Linked DNA regions of Homo sapiens: region 2 is linked to region 1. Evidence: read pairs that join two places in POLR2A ChIA-PET (ENCODE). Cell type or tissue: Caco-2. All regions are shown on one strand. Links, peaks and the distances in the headings refer to the core of each region. The heading gives the core; the rest is flanking DNA.

Region 1 (7,336 bases), core at 2,820-5,319:
GTTGGACATTTGGGTTGGTTCCAAGTCTTTGCTATTGTGAATAGTGCCGCAGTAAACATACGTGTGCATGTGTCTTTATAGCAGCATGATTTATAATCCTTTGGGTATATACCCAGTAATGGGATGGCTGGGTCAAGTGGTATTTCTAGTTCTAGATCCCTGAGGAATCGCCACACTGACTTCCACAATGGTTGAACTAGTTTACAGTCCCAGCAACAGTGTAAAAGTGTTCCTATTTCTCCACATCCTCTCCAGCACCTGTTGTTTCCTGACATTTTAATGATCGCCATTCTAACTGGTGTGAGATGGTATCTCATTGTGGTTTTGATTTGCATTTCTCTGATGGCCAGTGATGATGAGCATTTTTTCATGTGTCTTTTGGCTGCATTAAAAAAAACTTTATCTTAAATATACCCACAGAGGTGAAGGAAATCATGGTCAAAGAACTAAAGGAAATCAGGAAAACAATGTATCAATGGGAAACATAGTACAGAGATGAAAATTATAAAAAATATAATTCAGTAGAGAGTTCAATGGCAGATTTGAACAGGCAGAAGAAAGAATAAGTAAACTTGAAGACAAAGCAATTGCAATTACCCTGTCTGAGGAGCAGAGAGAAAAATTTGAAGAGAAATGAACATACCCTAAGGGACTTATGAGAAGACATCAAGCTTACCAACATATGCATTGTGGTAATCCTAGAAGGAGAGAGAGAAAGGGACAGAAAAAATAGTCAGAGAAATAATGGCCGAAAAGTATTTTATGGTTTTAGCTTTTATATTTAACTCTTTAATTTATTTTGAGTTCATTTTTGTGTATGGTATGAGGCAGGGGTCCAACTTTACTTTTCTGCATGTGTCTCTCCAGTTTTCCCAGCATCATTTATTGAAGAGATGATTCTTTCCTCATTGAATGGACTTTGAAAATCACTAGGCTGTAGATGTTTGGATTTATTTCTGGACTCTAGGTTCTATTCCATTGATCTTTATATCTGTCCGTATGCCGGTAACACAATGTTTTGATTACTGTACCTCTGTAGTAAGTTTTGAATTCAGGAAATATGCATCTTCCAACTTTGTTCTTCTTTCTCAGGATTATATTGCCTACTCAAGGTCCCTTGCAATTTCCATATGAATTTGAGGATGGACTTTTCCATTTCTGCAGAAAAGGTGGTCATTGGAATTTTGATAGGGATTGTGCCGGATCTGTGGATTTTTTTGGAAAATATTGATACCTTCACAGTATTAAGACTTCCAGTCCATGAACATGGGGACATCTTTATATTTATTTAGACCATCTTTAATATCTTTCAGCAATATTTTACAGTTTTTAAATGTAAAAATCTTTTACCTCCTCAGTTAAATTTATTCATAGGTATTTTATTCTTCTAGATGGAAATGGAATTGTCTTCTTAATTTCCTTTTTGAATTATTCATTGCTGGTATGTAGAAACACTGTTTTTTGTGTGTTAACCTTGTAAGCTGCAAATTTGCTGGATTTGTTTAACTCATAGTTTTCATGTGAATTCTATGGGGTTTTCTATATATAGGATCATGTCATCTGTGAATAAACATAGTTTACTTCGTCCTTTCCAATTTCAATGCCTTTTTTTTTTTTTATTCTTTCTAGACAAGAAACTTCTAGTACAGTGTTGAACAGCAGTGGTGAAAGCCGGCATCCTTGTCTTGTTCTTGATCTCAATGGGGAATGCTTTCAGTCTTTTACTATTGAGTATTATGTTAGCTGTTGGTTTTTTATAAATGCCCTTTATCATGTTGAGGAAGTTCCCTTCTAACGTTAGCTTTCTGAGTGCTTTTATTGTGAAAAGATTTTATATTTCATCAAATGCCTTTTCTGCATTGAGATGATTGTGTGTTTTCTTTTTTTTTTTTTTTTCATTTTCTACAAATGTGGGGCATTTAAACATTTTTATATTATAAAATACCTTTTTAAAGTTGAACCACCTAGGGTAAATCCCACTTAACAAAGCAATGCCAGCCACTTTTACAGCTTGGATGAGTTCTGAGTTAGGCAAAACAAAGATGAAAGCCTTGCACCAGTTCTTCCTATAGCCCCAGACAGGTGAAAATTAGACAAAATAATTTGTGATTAAGGTCTGCTCTGCTCCCTCTGGAACTAGGTACCAGGGTGTCCCACGCTGGGAATGCAGGCTGATGTCTCCAAGACTTATTTTGTGCTGGAGAGGGGGATGGGACTAGGGTAAGTAATGCCACAAAGCTTTCCTATATTTTAATTGCCTTTTTCTTGATTCAGCGTTTACTTGGGTGCTGTAAACCTTTGACTGTTTTCGAGACTTTTAACAAAGTTGGTTCTGATAGTTTCTGCTTGTTTTTCAGTGTTTCTATGGGGAGCTTGGAGCTGCCTACTCTGGCATTTTGCTGATGTCACTTTCTTCATTCTTTATGGTTTTAAAAAATTTTACCCTTTTTAAAACCTTTTATTTACTCTAAGGCATTATTTGTTATATTTAATCACTCTTGTGAGCCTTCTAATTTGTATTCATTTCTAAAATGAATTTTTCCTTTTACTTCTATTCTTTTGAGTTATTTCACCTTTTCTTGAGTTGTATAATTGTGATTTATTTTGCTCTTTCATGTCTTGAATTATTTTTCTAATGTCTTTTAGCTTGTTTTGAAATAGAAGTTTACAGTTTTGATCTCTTCCCAAGGTCTGTTTTTCATTATCTGTAAAGATACTATTCTGCTCCTTATTCTCTTTTTTCTTAAAATAACTGTATGGATGTGACCTTGATACATTTCTGTTGCTAATTTTTATATGAAATTGGTTTTCCTGAACTTTAAAAAGGGGTCATGGTTCAGGATAACTTTTCTAATTCACAGAGCTCCCTCTTCTGTTGTTTTTGTAAAATGTTTAAAAATATGGTGGCTTCCTTTCCCCTTCTCAACTTTTATCTGAACCTTTTCTTTCCTTGTCTCTATTGTCCCTGTTCTGCTTAATTTTGGTTCCACTCCCAGCAGTTTTCCCTCAGTTTGGAGCCCATTCCTGGAAGGTAGCTTTGGTTGGTAGGTTGGTTTTAAGAATTTATATGGCTCAGACTGTTCCAGCCTTTTTAGGAACTTACCCTGCACTCACTTGTTATTGGATTGAGCCACACCATTCCCATTTCCAGCTTTTCTTCAGTTGGCCTCCATACTGTCCAGTGAACACCTAATAGCTATTTTGGTGTTGTCCTCAAGTCCCCCAAATGCCCCCTTTGTTTCCTTACGTATCCTTCTGCACAGATGCTGATTCCATGCAGGTCTTGTGGCTTTTGGTGGTCTTCCCCACTCTTATTTTGGGGTTTGTGTGGGTACTGTGTCACCTACTTTTGTTACAAATGTTTCCCATGGGATTTTGGTTTTGCTATCTTAGTCACTCTGATTTTAGGTGGTGATTCAAGGAGATTAAAAATTTTTGTTGCAGTATCTGCTATCTACCTCGAATCTATTCTGCATTCATATCTTAAGAACTCCCCTATATGGACTTAGAGTTTGTGGCCCCTGGCCTGTGGTGTGTCTACTATATTTGTGCTTTGTTCTGAAGCTTTACTTCAAATGTTATTCATCTGTTGGTGTTTGGATATTGCAAAACCTATCAATGTAGAAAGAGTTAAAAAGAATCAGTGTATCATTATAATGGAAATGAAAATATTTACAGATTGTAGCAAAGTTGAAAGTGATGCAAAATGTATGTATTTATGGAATGAATTCATCTATAGCAGGAACTTTCTGAAGGTCAAAGAGCAAATTGTGCAACCTGTGAAGTGCTGTTCCTGTGTCATTGAAGTTAATCAGCAAGAGACAAGGAAAAGTGACTGATGAGACAGGGGTAAACCTTTCAATTCAAGGATCACCATCAATGCCTGATTGTTGGGAACTTAAAGTTTATTCAGGGAAAGCAAGGAGTTGATCAAAGAATTAAAACCTTAAAACAATGAAAGTGCTGCTGTTGAACTTTCACCTTAAGCCACACAGGGTTTTTAAATTCAGAGCTCCTTACTCACCTGCTCAACATCAAAGTGAATGTCTGGTGGCTAATGCAAATACTACAGCTGCTAGGACATTCCTTAGGCTACTGGGAAAGAAAGATAGTTAAGACTTCAACAGATTCTTTATTTCTTTTTTAATGTGGTCAAAACTCCTTTTAAGAGGAGGGAATAAAAGCCTGATAGAAGAAGGTTATCAGCATAGAGGAGAAGGATATTTCTGGTTTGAATTTGACAAAGGATCAAGTAATATATCTACTTGCTGGAAATGTACCCAGGGACTATAAGCATACTCCCTTTCTAGGCCCTTGCAAACAGTTTAACATTTATTTATTTATGAGACAGAGTCTCACTCTATTGCCCAGGCTGAAGTGTGCAGTGGCACGATCTTAGCTCACAGCAACCTCTGCCCCCCAGATTCAAGCAATTCTCCTGTCTCAGCCCCTCACTGCCGCCGAGTAGCTGGGATAACAGGCGTGCACCACCATGCCCAGCTAATTTTTTGTGTTTTTAGTAGAGATGGGGTTTCACCATGTTGGCCAGGGTGGTCTCAAACTCCTGACCTCAGGTGATCCACCCGCTTTGGCCTCCCAGAGTGCTGGGATTACAAACGTAGGCCATCATGCCCAGCCTAGTTTAACATTTTTATACCTTAGAAACCTAACCTGATAGTAAACAGAATAACTTCTATACATAATGTAGACTGATTAATGGTAAATTGTTTTACAGGAGGTACAGAATCTTTTTTTTAATATGTCAATCTTTCAAAACAGCCAAGGGCAAAAGGTTAAATTATATAAATGAAAATATTTCTGTAGAGAACTAAACTAATGTGCTGTAGCTGTATACAAGTACAGAGGGTTAGGGGGATGAATAGAAGTTAGTGTAACTGAAAAGGATGCAGAAGGAAAAGAGTGGGAGTGATTGAGTTGTGAGGGAACCAGGACCAGATCCTGTAGGGCTACAATGGTAAGGACTTCGGATTTTATTCTAAGGTGTTTGAAAGCCATTAGCAGGTTGAAAGCAGAAGAAGAACGAGCAACTAATATAAATTATATGTTCAAGCTAAACGGAGGCCAAAGGTACCATGGTATGCTTTGGACGGTAATATAGACATGTCAGAATGAAAAGAACCTGGGTTGATATTGATGTAAGAAAAAAAATTTTTTTTGAGACAGGAGTTCATGCTGTTGCTCAGGCTGGAGTATAGTGGCATGATTATGGCTCACTGCAGCCGCAACCTCCCAGGGCTCAAGCCATCCTCCCAGCTCAACCTCCCGAGTAGTTGGGACTACAGGCCTGCACCACCATGCCCAGCTGATTTTTTGTATTTTTTTGTAGGGATGGGGTCTCACTTTGTTGCCCAGGCTGGTCTTGAACTCCTGGGCTCAAGTGATTCTCCCACCTTGGCCTCCCGAAGTGCTGAGATTACAGACATGAGCCACTGTGTCTGGGCCCTGATGTAAAACCTTTTAAATTTGAAAATATGTTGTGGTTTTAGAGTTATATAGAAGCTACAAACATGAGGTGTTGATATACATACATATATATGTTGTATATATATGTACATATATTTCTTTTTGTTTTTCAACAGTGTTGTTAAACAGTAATAAACCTTTTTTCATGTATTCTTTATTTTTATTCTGTTCCATTTTATGTTTTTTTAAAAAATGCTAGTTGCAACTCACTAAATTGGCTTAGTAACCCACTAATGTATCAGAACTTGAAGTTTGAAAACCACTGTAAATATCATATAATCCCCTTATTTAACTTGCCCAGGCACATATTACTAAAAATAACCTGACCAGAATCCAGACATTACCACATTTCCCAAGAATATATTTATTAAAAAAAAAACTCTCTTATACAATGTAACATTAAGTTCCAGTGTAGAAAAAATTTTGAGGGTAAATATTCCTACTTGAAAGTATTGTCTGTCCTTATCTCCCTGGGTGAAATGTTAAGTCCTGTAAGTTTCAAATGTATTTAAAATATCAACACAATTTTCTAATTAATCGTCTGTAATTAGATATACAAACTGCTAATCAAAGTAACAGTTGGTCTATTTTGAATTATAAACAGAGAATAAGTCATTTATAGACAGCCTAGTGGCCTTTATATTGTCAGCTACCAATTAATGAAATGAAATGTAATTTGAACATTTTCTGCAGATTGCTTCTTAGTCTTTAGTTGTATTTAATTTTGGAAGAGAGCTGTGGGAGGGGTGAAGGATAAATGAAACATAAAGTCTGTGTCCCCTGTGAAGTAATGAGGAAAAATGGCCCTTTTAATTTTCTTATTTGAACTCTTGCTTCTGTGTTCCCCAGTTCTGTGACTTTTGAAAGATACTTAATATACCTGCATCTCACTTTTTTCCTTTATAAATGAAAGTAGTAATATCTTTTTTTGTTTGTTTGTTTGTTTTTGAGATGGAGTCTCGCTCTGTTGTCCAGGCTGGAGTGCAGGGGCACGATCTTGGCTCACTGCAACCTCTGCCTCCCGGGTTCAGGTGATTCTCCTGCCTCAGCCTCCCAAGTAGCTGGGATTACAGGCACGTGCCACCACACCACCATACACCACCATGTTGGCGAGGCTGGTCTCGAACCTCTGACCTCAAGTGATCTGCCCGCCTCAGCCTCCCAAAGTTCTGGGATTACAGGCGTGAGCCACCACACCTGGCCTAAAATAGTAATATCTTTATCATAGCTTTAATGTTAAATGAGGGCCTGATGGCAAAAGTATATTTTGATATATAGTGTATTAGGTGTCTTTTTACCTTTCTTCCTTAGGAAGAAATTCAGCGAAAATGTGTTACTAAAATAAGTAGGGCTGAAGAGTGTAGAAAAATCGAAAAAGAAAGGTACGTCTTTTTTTACTGGTGGTTCTCTTCCTAGTAAGTCTATTGTGTGTGATCCCAGTTGTGCTGAAATTTTTAAGGATTTGTAAGTGATAAATAGGTAGGCTTCTTGTGCCTCCTGCTATCCTTTCTGTTTTTAAAGAGGGAGGGTTACCCAAGTGATGAGAAGCAAATTTGGACAACCATCACCACTAATTTTAGAATATTTTCATCATCTCAAAAAGAAACCTTGTACCCATCCCATTCCTACCTGCCACTTCAGCCTTTTGTAAGCACTCATGTACTTTTTGTCTGTATAGCTTTGCCTATTCTGGATGTTTCATATAAAATGAATCATTATAATACATCAGTCTTTTGTGACTGACTTCTTTTACTTCACATAATGTTTTAAACGTTCATTCATGTTATAGCATGTTATCAATACTTCACCCCTTTATTGCCAAATAATATTCAGTTATATGAATGTCTACCAC
Region 2 (2,500 bases), core at 1-2,500, 57 kb after region 1:
CACAAGAGAATGGGAGAGAAGACTACAGTGGATAATAGATGCCAACAAAATTTTGGAAAATGTGAAACATACAATTGAGTAGTAAGAGATATGGGTTTCCACTTTCTCTTTTCTGAAGGCCTGCAATGGGGTAAAGGAAACTTCAGAAAACCAAGTTAAAACTGTGGCTAAGGGGCACTTAATACCTGTCAGGTAGGGCAGGAATGCATGGTTGCTAAAAACAGGATTAAAAGTTTATATAAGGAATAATTTGAACTATTTTCTTATTTTTCTTCTTCTTTTTTCTTTTCTTTCTTTTTTTTTTTTTTTTGAGACAGGATCTCTGCTGCCTAGGCTGTAGTACAGTGGCATGATCTTGGCTCACTGCAGCCACAACCTCGCAGGTATCGATCCTCCCATCTCAGCCTCCCAAGTAGTTGAGACTAAGGGCATACGTCACCACACCCAGTTAATTTTTCTATTTTTAGTAGAGACAGGGTTTTGTCATGTTGCCCAGGCTGGTTTCGAGCTCCTGGGCTCAAGCGATCTGCCTGCCTCGGTCTCCCAATGTGCTGGGATTATAGGCGTGAGCCACCACACCAGGCTGATACTTTGTATTCTTGTCCATGCAGACAGACAAGTATCTCTTTCTTTATTCAGAAAGACTGAAGGTTTGCTCTCTGGAGGCTGAAATGGAGAGTCTGTAGACTGGGGTATTTCAGATATGTCTGAGGGGGTAGGTATGAGCATCTCACTGGGGAAAAGTGGGAGAGTTAAATGAAAGTCTCTGTACTGAATCAGAATGCTCGTCAACAGGCTTATATTCCCCAGAAAGGCAGCTGCAGGGCTCTACTCCAGAGAAACCAATCAGACAAAGAGAAACACATATTGATACTGATATTTAAACTGTCCCAAAGTGTTTAAATAACTTAAATAGCAATTTGGGAGGCCAAGGTGGGCAGATTGCTTGAGCTCAGGAGTTCGAGACCAGCTTGGGCAACATGGCGAAACCACGTCTCTACAAAAAATGCAAAGAATCAGCCGGGCATGGTGGTGTGTACCTGTAGTTCCAGCTACTTGGGAGGCTGAGGTGGGAGGATGGCTTGAGCCCAGAAGGTGGAGATTGCAGTGGGCAGAGATCACGCCACTGCACTCCAGCCTGGGTGATAGAGCCAGACCTTGTCTCAAAAAAAAATAAAATAAAAAAATAAAAGTCTCCCAACAAACTGCCATTGTGTGGCCCAGTGGGTGTAATAAGCCCTGCAAATGCATGTAAGACTTTGTCAGCTTCTTATTGCCTCACCCTTGAATATGAAGAGAAAGCCAAGATCAGACTTTTGAGGAAATTCTTTCTTGACAAAGACAGAGATCAAACCAAAAAACAAACAAAAAAACACACACAGAAAAATGTGAGTAGGGAAGAAATAGGAAAAAGGTAAGAAGCAGAAATTTTTTTTTTTTTTTTTTGAAACGGAGTTTCGCTCTTGTTGCCCAGGCTGGAGTGCAATGGCACAGTCTCGGCTCACCACAACCTCCACCACCCAGGTTCAAGCAATTCTCCTGCCTCAGCCTCCTGAGTAGCTGGGATTATAGGCACCCACCACCACGCCCGGCTAAATTTGTATTTTTAGTAGAGACAAGGTTTCTCCATGTTGGTCAGTCTGGTCTCGAACTCCCGACCTCAGGTGATGCCCGCCTTGGCCTCCCAAAGTGCTGAGATTACAGGCGTGAGCCACTGCACCCAGCCAGCTTGTTTGTTGTTGTTGTTGTTTTGTTTTGTTTTGTTGTTGTTGTTTTTGTGTTTTTTTTTTTTTTGAGACAGAGTCTTGTTCTGTCGCCCAGGCTAGAGTGCAGTGGTGCGATCTCGGCTCACCACAACCTCCACCACCCGGGTTCAAGCGATTCTCCTGCGTCAGCCTACCGAGTAGCTGGGATTACAGGCACCCACCACCACGACTGGCTAAATTTGTGTTTTTAGTAGAGACAGGGTTTCTCCACGTTGGTCAGGCTGGTCTCAAACTCCCGACCTCAGGTGATCCGCCCGCCTGGGCCTCCCAAAGTGCTGGGATTACAGGCATGAGCTACCGCGCCCGGCCATCTTGTTTTTGTTGTTGTTGTTATTGTTGTTTTGCTTTTCGGTTTTTGGTTCTTTTTTTTTTTTTTTTTTTTTTTTTTTTTTGAGACAGAGTCTTGCTCTGTCGCCCAGGCTGGAGTGCAGTGGTGCGATCTTGGCTCACTGTAAACTCTGCCTCCCAGATTCAAGCGATTCTTCTGCCTCAGCCTCCTGAGTAGCTGGGATTACAGGCGTGCATCACCATGCCCAGCTAATTTTTGTATTTTTAGTAGAGACGGGGTTTCACCATGTTGGTCAGGCTGGTCTCGAACTCCTGACCTCGTGATCCACCCACCTTGGCCTCCCAAAGTGCTGGAATTACAGGCATGAGCCAATGCGCCCAAGAAGCAGAAACTTTTTTAAAGATATAATTTTTTTTTTTTTTTGAGATGGAGTCTCGCTCTGTTG

What was found. Peaks named below come from ENCODE experiments on the same cell type or tissue, not always from the same donor. Only the 100,000 strongest peaks of a DNase experiment are listed, where the experiment ranks them.
Region 2: POLR2A ChIA-PET joins it to region 1 with 5 read pairs; 2 of 35 experiments call an interaction of 5 or more read pairs at or near these places.

What each region holds. Positions count from the first base shown.
Region 1 is chr3:57,823,621-57,830,956 of GRCh38, forward strand. All of the region lies in intron 2 of SLMAP (sarcolemma associated protein), which reads left to right. Among named protein-coding and RNA genes, the nearest start is that of SLMAP, 71 kb to the left of the region's middle. In Caco-2, for the core only: no CTCF peak of the experiment used is centred there; a DNase peak (open chromatin) is centred at 3,811.
Region 2 is chr3:57,883,644-57,886,143 of GRCh38, forward strand. All of the region lies in intron 14 of SLMAP (sarcolemma associated protein), which reads left to right. Among named protein-coding and RNA genes, the nearest start is that of FLNB, 120 kb to the right of the region's middle. In Caco-2, for the core only: no CTCF peak of the experiment used is centred there; no DNase peak of the experiment used is centred there.